2 separate regions of the Homo sapiens genome follow, and region 1 is linked to region 2. A link is a loop called in an ENCODE intact Hi-C map of the cell type or tissue named here. Cell type or tissue: IMR-90. All regions are shown on one strand. Each heading gives the region's core, and the rest is flanking DNA. Links, peaks and the distances in the headings are about the cores only.

Region 1 (5,382 bases), core at 226-5,225, 260 kb before region 2:
GGCCTATTTTTCCTTGAGTTGCTCACCCTTCTGGATTAATAATAGCTTCCACCTGGGGGAAACAAAGAGTTTGTCTTGGGGCTATAAGGATGCTGGCCCCCATGCAAGCTAAAATGTCTCTGCCTAATGAAGGAGTGGTACTTTCAGGCATGAGTAAGAAGGCATGAGTAAATAATAGGTCCTCCCAACTACAACTAAGGGGTTGAGAAAAATATCAGGTTAGAACTTTACCTGAGATGCCCATCATGGTCATGCTATGGGAAAAGGGGATTAGGGAGAAGAGGGATGCTGGTTCCAATGTCTAGAAGAAGGTCCACCTTCCTTCCTTCCTTCAATTTTCAGAATCACCTGGGGCTCCTGTGCAGTAATGACAGTTTCAGCTGCTGGAGCCAGGGGTCTGAACCCCAGGACCCAACAGTCCTGTTGGACCATCTGTGAGACTGGTTCTGAACCCAGTGACCTCCATCTCCAGGGGCAGTCTGATCTCCAGTGGTCCCAACCACTGGCTGGACATGGTTGGGGTGGCTTCTACTTGCTGCCTGGGCACTCCTTCTTAAAGTGCCCTGACTTGCCACACTGGTAGCAACTAATGGATACACCTTGGGGATCCTGGACTTTGCAAGTTTGCAAAGCAGCTACTAGAGCCTCTGCCTTCTCTCGCGTTTCCTCTCTTTCTCCAGGGCCGCCTTCTGGTCCCTATTATGAAAGACCAAGGTAACCACCCTCAAGTGGTTTTTCAAGGTGCTATCTGGTCCTATAGCCTGCTTCTACAGTTTCCTTCTAATATTGGGAGCTGCCAGTATAATAAACTTGTCCTTGAGGGTTAGCTGTCCCTTGACTGAGTAGGGGATAAGGAGGTGTGTTTTATTAGTGCTTCTCTCAGCCTTTCCATAAAGGCTGCAGGATTCTCATCTGGCTTTTGGTTTATCTTGGACAGTTTAGAGTAATGAAGAGGTTTGGCTCTCCTAGTTCTTTATAGGCCCTCCAATATGCACATTAATAAGTGTTTCCTTTTCCATTCATTTGTGGAGTCATCAGGGTTCCAAATCAGGGTTGTCAAGAGGTACTGCCTCTCTTCTCTACTGGGAATGATGGTTCCCCTATCTCTTCACCTTCCCTATTTTCTCTTTTCCTTTTTGGCCTACTGTAAGAAACATACTGCTTGTCTCCAAATTTCTCTGATGCATGCAGAGCTGCCTGCTTTTCAGCTGCGGTTAGGGTTTGGCTTAGGAGCAGCATAACATCTCTCCATGAGAGGTCAAACACCTGAGTTAAATTTTGGAAAGCTTCTTTATACCTATCGGAGTCATCAGAAAATCAGCCTAAGTATCCCTTTATTTGCCTAAGGTCATGCAATGAGACAGGAACTTGAACCCTAGTGGCATCACCTCCATTGGTCATTTCCTGCAGGGGTAAGAGTGAAGCTGGGGGAGTGGGGAATTTTGGAGATAGTGGAACTAGAGGAGCTGATGGCACAGTTGGAGGGGGCCCTAAATAAGGGGGACAGGAAGAGCCGGGACACTCAATAGCTGCCTGAAGTTGCTTTTTTAGTTTTGGGGAATCATTACCTTTTGGATTGCCTGATATGACTGCTAAAAGAGCTTGGTTGATTGTCCAGTGCATGCAAAGGTCTAGTAAGAAGGCCATGCCCTTGTGCAAAAGCAGTTTCAGGATTAAAGGAGTCTCAGTGCTTCAGAATGCACTTGAGCGGGGTGCAGGCTAAAGATGGCTAGAAAGCTAGGGGAGACAAGGAGTCCCTTATTCCCCTCCTTCCTTTAGAATGGCCCAAGGTAGACAGGAAGACAATGGGAGCATCCCCCAACTGTTTTCCCTTCTTGGTTCCCTGAGCCTCGGCATCTGTTAAAAGGTGCTACTCTTGGATGCAGGCATGTCCCTCAGGCATGGATCTAGAGAAGCTAAGTGATGGATTTAGTCACACTCACCCATGCAACTCTAATCCTCCACTGGTGATTTCCCTTTGACTTCCTAACTTCTGTGATCTATGTGGCTACCTGATAGATGGCTCTTGGGAAAGACTATATAACAGTTGTATTTGCAAGGCCCTTTAATGGAGAGAGTGTACTGGGTTGAGCTCTATACTGCTATTATGGCCTGGACTAAAATATTTATTGTTAGGCAGTGGTTCTGGTTAACTTTAAGACATTACATCCCCTTACTATTTAAGTACCATTTTAATGAGAGGCAGAATAAGTGCCTTAAAAGAATGTAGGAACTGAATGGTGGTTTTCCTGCTGATGGGACAATATCAAAACTAAAATTTGGTTTTGGAGGGCATTTTCCTCCTCATTGTTGAGTTTTCCCATTCACAGAAGGAGCATAAAGCCTGGCCTCTAGTAGAGGAGTACAAAAGGGGAGGAGAATTGGAAAACTAGAGTGTTTAGGCAAAGGGCTGACAAGGTACCTCATGGAGAGGATTTCTATTCCACTAGGTGGTGCTGTAGACCTTGAAATACCATGTGATCTCCAGAGCAAGCGGGGAGAGAGATGCTCACTGCCAGGGAAAGGGAGATCCTTTCTATTCCTAGAAAATCACAAAAATGGCAATCCTTTGCATTATATTCCTGGTTACTATGGCATTTGCTGATGCTATCTAACAGGATTATTTCCCTGAAGTGTAAAAATTCCCACAGCATTTCATACAGAGAGGGGATAGGAGACATGGCAGTCGACAGGAAAGAAGGAAAAATGCAATAGGAAAAGCTTGGAGATCCTGTTACTGATGCTCAGTGGGCAGTCAGAGTCTGAGGTTAATCCAGAAGCCTTCGGGTAACACCTGGGTGTAGCCCTGGCCAGGAACTATCAGTTGCCTCTGGACCTCTTCCAGCCCCATGCAATAGCTAGGCTCTCCATGAAAGGAAACTGGTTTGAAACACAGTCAACATTCCCAGCACCCTGAGGGTACCGAGGGATTCACTAAGTTCTCCCGAGCAAGCCTGTTGTCTAAGTCTTGAGATGGGTGGCATTCCCTAAGGGCATCTAGGTGGCCATCAGACACCGAATGTTTTTGGTTTTATTTTAAAATGGAGGGCAGAAGGCCCCAAAATGAAAGTAAAGATTTGGGGTCTGCTCCTATACTCACCCTTCTGATGAATCTACCTTGGATCCCAGATGGGCCCCACAATGAAGTGGCCTCATTGTTGGGGGTGATACCCGAGGTTTGTTGTCTCATGGCTGAGGAAATCAAGGACCTGGGCACACAAAGAGTGAGGTTAAGAGTGGAAGTTTAATAGGTGAAAGAGAATAGCTTTCTGCTGGAGAGGGGGATCCCAGAGAAATGGCTTGTCAGATCTGTGGTTAAATGCAGGGGCTCTTATAGGTGCCTGATGAGGAGGCAGTATCTGATTTACATAGGGTGTGAAAGATTGGTTGGACCAGGTGTGCCATCTGCATAGGGTATGAAAAACTCATTAGAACTAGGTTTGTCATTTGCATAGGGCACAAAAAAATGGTCGCCCCCATACTAATCTTCTAATATGCAGGCAGGTCCTCTGCCTGGCCTGCACCATGTTGCCCATCCCTTTACTGTACACATATTAACAAAAAAAGAAAAGATGGAGCCTCCATGTTGGACATGCCTGGCTCCCAGGTAGCCCTTTTCTATTGGCACAACTGCTGGCATTCCCCCATGCAAACTTCCAGCTTGCTTATCTATGTTTTCAGCTCAGTTTTTCAGGCTGCTCTTTGTTAGAAAAAAATAATTTCTTGGGCTGCTTCTTGCTAAAAGGGAAGCTTTGCTGAGGACTCTTTTACCCTATCTGCCTAAATAATTTCTTTCTACCTCCTGTATCAGTATGTTGCCTCTTTGTTCTCCTTTAGTTTCAAAGAATATCTTGATTTCTCCCTTAATTTCATTATTTACCCAAAAGTCATTCAGGAGCAGGTTTATTTCAATGTAATTATATGGTTTTGAGCAATTTTCTTAGTATTTCTATTTTATGGTGCTGTGCTCCAAGAGTGTGGTTAGTATGATTTCATTTTTTTTTAAAATTGTACTGAGGATTGTTCTATATCTGATTGTGTGGTTGACTTTAGAATATGTGCCATGTGCAGCTGAGAAGAATGTATATTCTGTTGTTTTGGGGTGGAGTGTTCTGTAGATGTCAATTGGGTCCATATGGTCAAGTATTGAGTTCAGGTCATTAATATCTTTGTCAGTTTTCTGCCTCAATGATCTAATATTATTATTGGGGTATTCATGTCCTGCACAATTATCGTATGTTTATCCAAGTCTCTTTATATGTCTCTAAAAGCAACTTGCTTTTTGAATCTGGGTCTCCTCTGTTGGATGCATATATATTTAGGATAGTTCTTGTTGAATTGAGCTCTTTACCATTATATAATATCCTTCTTTGTCTTTTTTTTTTTAATCTTTGTTGGTTTAATGTCTGTTTTGTCTGAGTTTAGAATAATTTCAACAACCCCTGCTTTTTTTCTCTTTTCCATTTGCTTGGTAGATTTTTCTCCATCCGTTTGCTTTCAGCCTATGGGTGTCATCACATGTGAGATGGGTCTCTTGAAGACAGCATACCATCAGGTCTTGCTTCTTTATTCAACTGATCACTCTGTGCCATTTAGCTCATTTATATTCAAAGTTAATATTGATATGTGAGGATTTGTTCATTATTATGCAGACTTGTTCATGTGGTTGCTTTATAGTGTTAATGGTCTATTTACTTAAGTGTGTTTTTGTAGTGGCCGGTAACAGTCTTTTCTTTCCAAGTTTAGCACTCCCTTCAAGACCTCTTGTAAGGCATATCTGGTCGGATAGTAATGAAATCCCTTAGCATTTGCATGTCTGAAAAGGATCTTATTTCTCCTTCACTTACAAAGCTTAGCTTGGCTGGATATGAAATTCTTGGTTGGAAATTCTTTTCTTTAAGAATGTTGAGCCCAGCGCAGTGGCTCATACCTGTAATCCTAGCACTTTGGGAAGCTGAGGCAGGTGGATCACTTGAGGCCAGAAGTTCAAGAGCAGACTGGCCAATATGGTGAAACCCTGTCTCTACTAAAAATACAAAAAATTAGGTGCGGTGACGCATGCTTGTAATCCCAGTTACTTGGGAGACTGAGGTATGAGAATCACTTGAACCTGGGAGGCGGAGGTTGCAGTGAACCAAGATCGCACCATTGTACTCCAGCCTGGATGACGGGAGCAAGACTCTGTCTCAGAAAAAAAAAAAAAAAAAAAGATTGACTATAGGCCCCCATTCTCCTCTGGTTTGTGCTGAAAGGTCTGCTGTTTGTTAGTTGATGGGTTTTTTTTTGTAGGTGACCTGTCCTTTCTCTCTAGCTGCCTTTAACATTTCTATCATTTTGACCTTGGAGAATCCAATTACTATGTTTCTTGGGGATGGTCTTCTT
Region 2 (5,382 bases), core at 324-5,323:
GGATTACAGGCGTGAGCCACTGTGCCCGGCCAAACTGAGGTTTTTTGATGGTCATGACTCATTAACCTTCATACTTCTCCATCCCCAACAGCACAACTTCACATTAGAAAACTGTCATATCCACCTGGATTACTGCCACATTTCTCCTCCCTGATGGCCTTGCCTCCAGATTATTCTCTTCTGATTTATCTTCAATACTGCAACCAGAGCAATCTTTCTAAAATGCAATTTTGATAATTTCACTCCATCTGCTTAAATATTTTCAGTGGCTCCCCAGCGCTCTCAGAATAGAGTCTAAATTTTTATCCTAGTAGTCAAAGCATAATGTAATTCCTGCTTGGCCTCTTTAGTCTTCTATCTAATTATTTCCTACCTTTCACTCTAAGTTGCACCCATAGAAAACGATCATGGTTCTGCACAAGCATGTTTTCTCTCTTAGCTCTGTCCTTAGTCTCTCATTTTTCCTTTGCCTGGCTATTTCTACTGGGCCTTCAGGCCTCAACTGAGATATCATAACCTTCTGTGTCATAAGTCATAACAGTCTTGTCCCCTCACTCTATCCATCCAAAAGTGGGAGATAAGTGCCCCTGCCAACATCTTCCCCCAATATTCCTCCTATTACAGTACTCTTACACTGTACCATAACTGCCTGTCTCCCATCAGTTACATGAAAAGGTACGCGGGCACATTCACTCTATACTGTATGGTATGTCATAGGTACTCATGAGTTATTTGCTGAATGAATTCAAATGATTTTGCTCAGTACCTGTCAAAGTAGTAGGTGCTCAATGTATGTCTGGGGAACTGATCTGAATTATCAATACAACCCCACAAAGGAGACATTATTACATTGAATTTAAAGGCAAAGAAACCAAAGCTCAAAGAGTTTAAGTAATTTGTCCAATGCCACTGGGCTACTAAGCAGCAAAGCCACAAATCAAGCCTGTGACCACCAATTTCCAAAATGTACACGCATTATAGTCCGTTACCTCCTTGTGCTGTTAAGGATACAAAAGATTTAAAAAAAAACCTGATCCTGGCTATGGAAGCTCAAGAAAAAGTTGCTTTTGGATGAAAAGTAGAGGGATATCAAATTAGGAACTGTTTTTTTAAGGACAACGTTTGAACTGGTTCTTGAAGGATGGGTAGGATTTAGACAAGCAGAGACTGGGTAAGGGAGTTAGAGAGGGCACGACAAACATTTCTGGTGGCAGTGACAGGATAAATACATGAGAAATAGATTTATGGAGAGTCCACTGGGGTTTTCAATATGGGTTGTGGCTGCTATTTTTCACCTTATGATGTACTAATAAAACCAGGCATGTTTCTTACTGCAAGATAAATGGGGTTTTACTAGACTTGGCATTCACTCTTAAGAGGCAGCCACTGTGTAAACATCTTACAAAATCAATTCGTAAAGAAGCCCACAAGGAACATTAAGACGCTTACTTGCTGCAGTTCTGCAAGTTGCTTTTAAGGATGTCATAGTCAGTATTGAACAGAGGCCCACTGTCCTTTAGCATGGCTTTCTGGATGCTGTACACATGGATGCTGGCAGTCACAGCTAGCTTGGACTTCACTGCTACAAGTCAACAGGAAAAGCAGTCAGTTAATACACAAACTTCATAGCATGTGGGGACTTTAACAAGAAACCCTTCTGCATTAAAGCATTTGTAATCTGTGGTGGTCCAAAAAACTCTAAAGGCCACACAGCCACATATACAGTGAAACATCAACTCTTCTGTCTGCAATGGGGACATTATGACAAGGTAGGTGGTGGTGAGTCATTTCTAAGGACAGCACCTGAGAGGGTATCACTCATCCAGTGGACACTTAGTAAATATTAATGATTGATGATGACTACGATGATCTTTTTCTTTTGGTCAGAAAAGAGCCTTACACTATAGCATATAATTAAAGAGTACTAAGTAATTTCTATCTGAGAATATTCATTTATATATTTCAATTTTAGTTTAGAGAAAGCAACTCTGTAATAAAAACACTACTAACTAGATAAGTCTACGGAAGAGAAACACAAAAGAACACCACAAGAATAAATGTTAGGTTCCGCGAAGGAAGGGATTGCAGCTAACTTGTTCCATGTCCCCAGTGCCTAGTATAGAGCTTGGCACATAGTAGATCATCATTACATATCTACAGAATAAAGAAATTTTGCTTTGCTTAACACTGTGGGAATTCAGAAAGTAAAAAGTGGACAAACCCACCACTCTGAATACTTCAGAGTTAAATTTGGTAAAATACCCCCACCCTACCCCCATGGACAGGAACTCTTTCTTTTTAAAATACACATATTTTTTGTGTCCCTGGCGTGGCTGCCCTCCACCCTCCTCAGTCCCAATCTGTGAAATGGGGCCTGCAGGCCAAGGAGCCTTTATATACAAAGTACAACAGTACAGGTTTTATCTTGAGATATAGGTCCAAGATCATGAGGACCCTGACTGTTATTAAATTCCTTTGAATTGGGTTTTTAAACAATCCAACGGTAGCACTGATAGTCTTGAAACAGTTAGACAAATTTAATTTAGAAGTTATTTAGAAGTCTTTCTGACTTCCAGAAAAGCATTCTTTAACTTGTTTCCTAAAAAAACTGCCACTGTCTTTTCACAGTTGATGAGGTAGCTCATATGGTATTCATAACAGTTTCTGCATGTGTCACGAGTTTTGAAATTCTGTGATAAAAGTGCTTTATAAATGTCAGCAACTATTGGCCCTAAAAATGGGAAGTCAGGCAGATGTAGTATCATATTTTAACATGCTTTAAAAACTACTCATAAAATGAATATTGGGCTATTCAGTTAAATAGCTAAATATATTATACGCAGATGTTAGAGGCAGATTTTTTATTGCACCTACACTGATGCCATAAGAGGAAAAACTTGCTAAGTCACTAAAACACTTACCTTCCAATTTATCTTCTCTCACTACTGCAACCTTGTGGCACTGTAAGAAAATAACACTTTATTAGTGCTTAATGTAAGAATCTGCAATTTTAGTTTCCTTGCTCCAATAATTCAATTGTGCTTGGATGTGAAATTAGGAAAACACCAGGCACTCCTTAAAACATATGTTATAATTTAATAAAGTCAGACTCACTTTTAATTTGCTTACTTTCAGGAAAAAAAATAATAATTTGCTTATCTTAAAACTTCTCAATAAGGTTAAGGAAAGTGATCTAGCACAGATTTCAGTACTACAATTAAAAAAATACAGCATCTCAAATCAGTGTGAGCAAAGGCTTTTTAGTGAGTGATTTAATAAGAATTACTGTATAATCACATGGAACCAGATAAAAATTGGATCTGTTCCTCACATCATATACCAAAATAAATTCTAAATGGATTAGAGATTTAAATGTAAAAAATAAGGCCGGGTGTGGTGGGTCACGCCTGTAATCCCAACACTTTGGGAGGCCGAAGTGGGTGGATCACCTGAGGTCAGGAGTTTGAGACCACCCTGGCCAACATGGTGAGACCCTGTCTCTACTAAAAACACAAAAATTAGCTGGGCATGGTGGCAGGCACCTGTAATCCCAGCTACTCAGGGGGGTGAGGTAGGACAATCACTTGAACCTGGGAGGCGGAGGTTGCAATGAGCTGAGATTGTGCCACTGCACTCCAGCCTGGGTGACAGAGTGAGACTTGGTCTCAAAAAAAAGAGAAGAACACATATATGCACATGAAAACATGTGTGAATTCTATAACCTGCTATAAGCTAAGAAAGAGGGAACATTTCCTAAGTATAATTCAAAATCCAGAAATAACTGAAATAATCTATTTTAAAAAAGCAACTTTTAAATGAAAAAAAAACGTAAGTACAAAAACAAATGATAAAGCGGAAAAAAACTGCAACTTACATCACAAAGGGTTAATACACAACTTCTAAAATTAAAGAAAACAAAGACTAACAACTCTTTAGAAAATGGGCAAGAAAGGCCAGATGTGGCTGCTCATGCCTGTAATCCCAGTACTTTGGGAGGCCGAGGCAGGCAGATCACGAGGTCAAGAGATGGAGACCTCCCTCGTCAACATGGTGAAAACCTGACTCTACTAAAAATACAAACATTAGCTGGGCATGGTGGTGCATGCCTGTAGTCCCAGCTACTCGGGAGGCTGAGGCAGGAGAGTCACTTGAACCTGGGAGGCAGAGGTTGCAGTGAGCTGAGATCGTGCCACTGCACTCCAGCCTGGTGACAGAGTAAGACTTCGTCTCAAAAAAGGAAAAAAAAAAAAAAGGGCAAGTGGTAGGAACAGACAGTTCACAGAAAAAGAAATATAAATAGCCCTAAAACATATTATAACATAATGCTATATGGAAACAGGCACTCTCATACATTGTTGGTGGGAACAAGAAGCAGAGTGATATTTGGCAACATCCAACAAAAGTACACATGCACTCACCCTTTGACCGAGCAATCCTACTCTAGGAATGTAACCCTAAAACACACTAGCAAAAATATACAAAACACACAGACACTAAGCTATTCACTACAGCACTATTAATATTTGTAATAGCCAAAGATCATAAATAACAACTACCAATAAGGGATTGCTGAATAAGCTAAGGTATATCTATCAATGTGGCACTATGTGGCTGTAATAATTAATGAGGAATATTTCTATAACTGCTGTGGAGTGATGCTCTGAATCTGTTATGTAAAAAAAAGCAGAGTGTAAAATAGTTTGCACGTATGAAAACATTTATCTAACAAAGAGAGGCAAAATGAATATATATTTTCTTATATTAAAAATATATACAACAGGCCAGGCGCAGTGGCTCACGCCTGTAATCTCAGCACTTTGGGAGGCCGAGGCAGATGGATCACGAGGTCAGGAGTTCAAGATCAGCCTGGCCGAGATGGCAAAGCCCCGTCTCTACTAAAATACAAAAAAAATTAGCAGGGCGTGGCGGTGGACGCCTGTAATCCTAGCTACTCGGGAGGCTGAGGTGGAGAACTGCTTAAACCTGGGAGGCAGAGGATGCAGTGAGCTGAGATCACGCCACTGCACTCCAATGCTTGGCCAACAGGCAAAAGTCCATCTCAAAAAAAAAAAAAAAAAAAAAAAAAATATATATATATATATATATATATATATCAAAAACAATGGAAGGAGAAGGCAAACTCAATGTAACAGTTACCTCTAAGGGAAAGGAGGGAACCTATCAATTGAAAGCAAAATGGAAAAAAAAAATTGAATTGAACTAGATATTGAATTGGTGGCTTCAGTACAGTGAGGAATTATTTCAAGTGATTCTAAAATACAGGATGACTGTGCATCCTTAGCAGGACATATCCTACAGACAAAGAACTGCAAAGAAATCTTATTTTCAGTAATCAAATTGTTGGTAATAATACAGGTTTTG

The links. Hi-C counts contacts between places; a loop is a spot of excess contacts. Peaks named below come from ENCODE experiments on the same cell type or tissue, not always from the same donor. Only the 100,000 strongest peaks of a DNase experiment are listed, where the experiment ranks them.
Region 1: a loop joins it to region 2, with 4 times the contacts of the local background. A loop is called at or near these places in 3 of 110 quality-filtered maps.

Annotation. Positions count from the first base shown.
Region 1 is chr11:74,867,745-74,873,126 of GRCh38, reverse strand. All of the region lies in intron 10 of XRRA1 (X-ray radiation resistance associated 1), which reads left to right. Among named protein-coding and RNA genes, the nearest start is that of XRRA1, 79 kb to the left of the region's middle. In IMR-90, for the core only: a CTCF peak has its summit at 2,437 (motif pointing right); a DNase peak (open chromatin) is centred at 2,456.
Region 2 is chr11:74,609,078-74,614,459 of GRCh38, reverse strand. It overlaps POLD3 (DNA polymerase delta 3, accessory subunit), which reads right to left. Exons shown (of 12, transcript NM_006591.3): 4 at 2,922-2,961; 5 at 1,450-1,582. Among named protein-coding and RNA genes, the nearest start is that of POLD3, 19 kb to the right of the region's middle. In IMR-90, for the core only: a CTCF peak has its summit at 2,948; DNase peaks (open chromatin) are centred at 2,689 and 2,919; H3K27ac peaks cover 250 bases.